2 separate regions of the Homo sapiens genome follow, and region 2 is linked to region 1. Evidence: chromatin contacts called from ENCODE Hi-C data. All regions are on one chromosome and are shown on one strand. The core of a region is the stretch at or near the end of the contact, and the rest is flanking DNA. Distances in the headings are between cores, read along the strand shown. Region 1 holds the start of RWDD1 (RWD domain containing 1). Region 2 holds the start of ASF1A (anti-silencing function 1A histone chaperone).

Region 1 (2,746 bases), core at 82-2,581:
TTGCTACCATTGCAAGCAGTGGTCAAAAGGTGAAGCCAAGAAAACTAAGCTAAACAATGAAAGGGAGAGGGGTTGGAATTTATAAGTTAAAGTAATATACCTTACACTATAAATTCTGACTATCAACGATAGGCAACACTCAAAGGAAAGGATGGGGAATGTAAATGCACACACCTAGGTTCTACTCACTCATATTGGCTTTATTTGACCGCTTCTCAAATCTCAGAGGAGCCATATTGATATAGTTATGTAGCATTTTTATAATCATCCGAAGCATGGCTTAATAGAGAAATCTCGTCCTCTAAATTATACCTAATGAACTTCTCATTATAATATTTTACATTAGCCCAACCTACCAAGTAATCTTCTGCTCTCTCAATCTCAGCTGGAGCTGAATCCCAAGTCCCATATGTCTGGAAAGTGAAAGAACAGGCAAGCGTTCTGGACGTATAACTCAGTACCAGCCCTGCCGCTAACTCGCTGGCGGACAGTACAGAGCAAGCCACTTAGCTTTCCTGAACCCCCATGACCTTGGCTTGGAGCAGGAGCCCCAGGATAGATGATGTTTAATCTCCCTTCCAATCTAACAACCTATGAATTTATAGCAGAACGGAAATTTGGGCCACATTATCCATTAGGCATTCTGCTGAATGCCAGATTTTTTTTTTTTTCATAAGAAAAGAAACCCGACAGACTTCAGGGACTATGCTACTCTCAAAACCGATTTGAGTAACTGAAAACAGCACTCTGAATCCTATAAACTAAAACAGCATCGTATGAAAAACAGTTTCTACCTTAATAAAGCTAAAAATGTGAAAACTAACATTCTTGCGGCTGTGGAAAAACGAATCGCACTTGGAGTATTTTTTCTCTTAATGTATTATAAATCTCAGGTTGCTGTAGGTTACACAGAAACCAAAGTAATCCCGACTCAATTTTCAGGCCTGACACCCTCCAACATCACCCGGACTTTTAGATTTCCGGGAACAAGCAGAGAAGGAGAAAAAGTCACTGGGTTGCTGGTAAGTGACTGAAGAACTTGAGGAGTGGAGGGCAAGGTGGCCGCGCGGCCTCAAGGTCCCCTTCTCCACCCCAACCTATGAGGCCCAGAGCTGCGGCAGCTCCTGCCCGTCCTACTCCACCTCGGGGCGGCTACAGGCTTGCGGCCGCGGGAGTCACCTGTGAAGGAGTCAGGGTAGATGGACTCCAGGGCCTCCAGCTCGTTGCGCTGCTCCTCGCCGTAATCTGTCATCGTGGCCCTTGCTCTTGCCCATAGATCGCCCAGACACCTAGGCGGCGCGCAGCAGCCCAGACAGCTGCCGCGCCGGGAGAGCGGGCGGCGGCCAGGCGGGCGCAGGCGCAGAGTCCCCGGCTGGAAGGCCCAGGGCCCAAAGCCAGACCCGGCTTGCTTAACTGCAGCTCCGCGCCGGCCTCCGCCTGCTCCCTACTTCCACGTTCGACTCGTTCTGCCTGGCCAGGGGGCACTGATTTGCTGCCTGTCCCACACTCGCTCGGGACTTGCTGGGACGGTGCGCGCGGTCTGGCATTCGCCAAGGACACCTACAGCCGGCTCCTGGGCTTTGCAGGGCCTGAGCCTTAGAAGCCTCTCAGCGCTGCATCCTCGCTCGATGAGTCTGGGCTGAAAGGCCGGCATCGCGCGTCAGTGAAGGATAGTGTCGCTGGTGGCCGGGCTGGGGCGAGGGGCGTCCGATGCCTTCACCTTTTCTGGTTTCCGGTTTGACGCCGTGGCGTAGGTGCTGCGGGCTTGCAACCTAGTGTGGACTGGTGGGGCTCAGGAGATTTCTGAGCTTCTCGAACTCCGTATTGCTTGGCGTCCTACGGGAGTTGGACGAGAGGCTGGGACCAGTGTAGATTCCACTGGGCAGGGGAGCAAAAGCTCTGCACTGCCTTGAATGAGTATGGAAGGGTCGGTCTAACTGCTTAATAAGTCGGGGTGGATCCAGGAGGGAGAAATAGACCGGAGGTCCGGCTTCTCGGTTCAGATCTTTAGGCTTAACTTCTGATTTTGTGAAATGAACGCAGCTGGACGTATGATAGATCTCAAGATGTCTGTGATTGTGTATTTGTGAATTGATGAAAGGAATGTAGATCTCAGTAATAACAATTATCATATGCAATGTAAAAATTGCAGTACCCCGAGAAATGTTGAGAACCTTTAATTTGGTAATACGACTTCCAAGAATAAACTTGAGCAAGTAGCATGCATCTGTGATCTCCAAAATCATTGCAGCAATTACAAAGAAAATTTTCAAAGAACCATGATGGCAAAAGCTAAGAAAATGGCTAAATAAACATGGTTAGCTTTATGAAAATGATATTAAAAACTATGGTAACAATAATAAAGGATCCCATGTTCCTTTATTATATTATTGCGCTAAGTCGAAAAATGGAAAATTTTAAGAAAATACTCAAAAGCTGTTGCCCACTTTTCTGTATTTTTCTTTGTTTTGATTTCTCTGTATTAAAGCTGGTTTCACTGGTATAGTGGGAGGAACACTTTTTAAATGAAAGATTCCTAATGATGAAGCCCCTGAAGCACCAGAAGGCACCTTGATCTTTTATTGAGGAGTGCTGCTTACCTATAGCAGAGGAACACTTTGATACTGATTCCGTGTTTACGGTATTAAGGGTTGATTTCAGGCGTTCTTTTAAACTTTAATGAAAAAGTGGAGTCTCCTAACTATGATGACAATCAAATAAAATACATAAAGTAACTTTGCAAGTA
Region 2 (2,746 bases), core at 179-2,678, 2.3 Mb before region 1:
TTGGACTGACATGAGGAGTTGACCTTAATTTCCTAGCCTACGTTTGTGTTTTATGTTTAGGGTGTGTTCTGTATTTGGATGTGGAGTTATTTTAGATTTCAACACGGTCTTGAAGAAAGTCTTCCTTCAGACTATTTATAAGGCAGAGATTAAGTCCTGGAAATTATTTAAGTATCTTATTTCTGCTTTTAGGTTAAATGTAACTTCCTACCTCAGCTCTATTTCTCTTCCTGAAATTAGCTTTTCGTCATTAGGGGAAAGGAGTCCACGTTGGTTGGGGAGCCTGCGCGCCAGCATCCCGGCGCATCCCGGGCGCCGGCCGAGGAGGACCGGCCGAACAGGACCCACGGCCCCCGGGGAGCGCCGGCGCCCAGCCCGCGGCGCGGAGGGGCCGAGCCTGCGCCCGCCTCCCCCGCTGGTTGGTCGAGGAAGCCAGAAATCAGCGCGAGGACAGCCTCGCTCTCCTCCCCGAAGCGGCCAGGCATGGCCAGCCCGGAGAGTGCGGCGACTCCACCGTGAGCTCTCGAGAGTGCCTGCCTGCCTTTCGCCGGGGGCAGGCGGGCGGCGGGGCAAGAGGAGGCGCCGTGCGCCGGGGTCGCTGGCCCAATTCTCGACTCGGGGTAAGATGGCTCCGCTCCGAACTCGCCGGCGCGACCACACGCACAGCCTCTCCCTTCCCAGCCTCCGTGCTCGGGCCCGGAGGGTCGCGGAGGCTGTTGGCGGCGCGGAGCCAGCCCGGCGCGACCTCAGGCGGCGCAGCGGGAGCGAGTGCGGGTCTCCGAGCTGCCCGCCCGCAGACAAAGCTGACAACATGGCTACCTCCGCTCCTCCGCTCAAACAAGTTCCTCGCAAGTTGAGCCCGGCAGGCGCCTGGGCTGCGGCGGAAAGCCGCGCGCGCCTCGGCGGCCGTCGTCCATCAACTTCAAGTTTCCCTCCGCAGAGCAGCCCGCGGCCGCCAGGCGCCGAACACAGCCGCCCAGCGCGAGGCCCGGCCCGGGAAACTTTCAACGTCTGCAGCCCGCAACTGACAGCCCGGGCGCACGGGCGCCGCACTCACCTTCAGACAGGTCCTCGATGCACTCGAAGGTGATCTCGAACTGGAACGGGTTGTAGAAAGGAGAAGGGTTATCCAGCACCACTACATTGTTCACCTGAACCTTTGCCATATTTTGAAAAAAACACAAACAATGGGAACTGGGGCTGGTTGCGGCACAATAAAGTCCAGCGCGCGGCCGCTCGGGAGAGCGCAGACCCCCGCTCCAGCGCCGGCCAGACGTCGTGCAGCGGCGACTTGAGAAACTTTTTTCCTCTTTTTATTTACACGGGAGCACTCCACAGTGTTTTGCAGCTTTCCTATTTCACTAAACTACAGCCCATTCTGCTCTGATAAGTAGCAGCGTTGCCCTCGATTGGCTGCACCCGAGTTCTGACCCTCCTCCTCCAGCGAGGGCCTCGGCAGCCAGCAAGATGGGCTCCCGCTCCCGGAATGGACTCGGAAACTTTAACTGCGGCTCCACCTGCTGGTGTGGATTAGGACAAAGGCGGAGAACAAAGTGAGTGGAATAAGGGCTGGGAGGCCCGCGCGGAGGCCGCCGGCGGCGGCGCGGAGAGGGGCGGAGGGGGCGTGGCCGCGGCGGGGAGGCGTGGCTGCGGCGGGAGGGCGCGATCCGGCCGACGCCCGCCCCTCCAGTTGGCTTCGTGTGGGTGTTTTGGCGTTTTTTTGTTTTTTTTTTTGTTTTTTTGGTTTTTTGATTTAACGCTCTTTTTACATCAGTGCAACAGCTTTGCCGGCCTTGCTGAATTTAGCAGATGAGAGTCGGTGTTTACACTGGGTTAGGTTCAGCTTTCTGCGTATCGGGTAGTATTTGGAGTAGAGAGAAAGATTGGCTGCAGGGGAAATAAATTGCATGTTATAGACCGATGTCAGCTCGAAAGGAGCAAAGCCATTTTGGAAATCTAGCTCTTGGCCAGTATCTACGTTTAGGCACGACAGCGCCGTTAAGCAACACAAAATGAAGGGCGAGGAATGATTTTCTACACACTGTGCTTGGAAAATTTAAATAGGTAACCTTTGGGCTTGCACCTGGGCGTCTTCTTCGGAGTCCAGATCTGGGAAGTCCTAGAATAAAAAAAAATCACAAGAGGTGTGATCAGTTATACTTCAGGTTACTGCCATTTGGAGAGCATAGCAGGAACATAAAAGGAGAAAATGGAAGTGTTAGGAGACCAACAGGGCAACAAACGTAATAGAGATGGGAAAAAGAACACAAAGACATAGCAAGACATTTGATCTTCAAAAAAATTTCTGACCTAAACCGTTAGTAAAGCAAATTCTGAGGAGCCCTTGCTTGCCTGTAACCAGTTGAGGTCTGAACTGAGGAAATGTTGATTCGTTTATGCTGCTTGGCTACCATTGCGGGGAAAGAGAAAGCTTTAACATATTTGTGAGCCTAAACCGTTTCTATTTAGTAAGTGGTATAAAGGTTTGTTTTATTATCTGCTAGCCATAAACCATCATTTTTTTCCTTAAATGTTGTGAATGAAACCACCAAACTTGGCCAAATTCAGAGAGAAAATTAATTCTTAAGTATGTGTTCTGGAAGAGTTTTCTCTTAGTATAGTGCCCAGAATTTTGATTTGTCATTCTTTGGTCATTGTTCATACTTAAGTAGGTGGCTTTTGATGAAACGTTTTCATCTGATGGTCTTTTGAAAGTTAATGTGAGACAGCTAATGTCAACCCCTCG

The links. Hi-C counts contacts between places; a loop is a spot of excess contacts on that map. Pooled maps may share reads with other maps.
Region 2: a loop to region 1 is called in a pooled map, with 12 times the contacts of the local background. The contact joins the promoter of ASF1A here to the promoter of RWDD1 in region 1. A Hi-C loop is called at or near these places in 10 of 50 pooled maps.

The regions. Positions count from the first base shown.
Region 1 is chr6:116,570,089-116,572,834 of GRCh38, reverse strand. RWDD1 (RWD domain containing 1) reads right to left here and starts at 1,331. Exons shown (of 7, transcript NM_015952.4): 1 at 1,180-1,331. The coding sequence starts at 1,252. RefSeq lists enhancers at 1,077-1,176, 1,397-1,726, 1,757-1,936 and a silencer at 1,277-1,356.
Region 2 is chr6:118,892,834-118,895,579 of GRCh38, reverse strand. It overlaps ASF1A (anti-silencing function 1A histone chaperone), which reads right to left and starts at 1,428. Exons shown (of 4, transcript NM_014034.3): 1 at 1,058-1,428. The coding sequence starts at 1,166. The region is part of intron 8 of MCM9 (minichromosome maintenance 9 homologous recombination repair factor); the gene reads left to right. RefSeq lists silencers at 234-763, 1,554-1,693 and an enhancer at 1,144-1,233.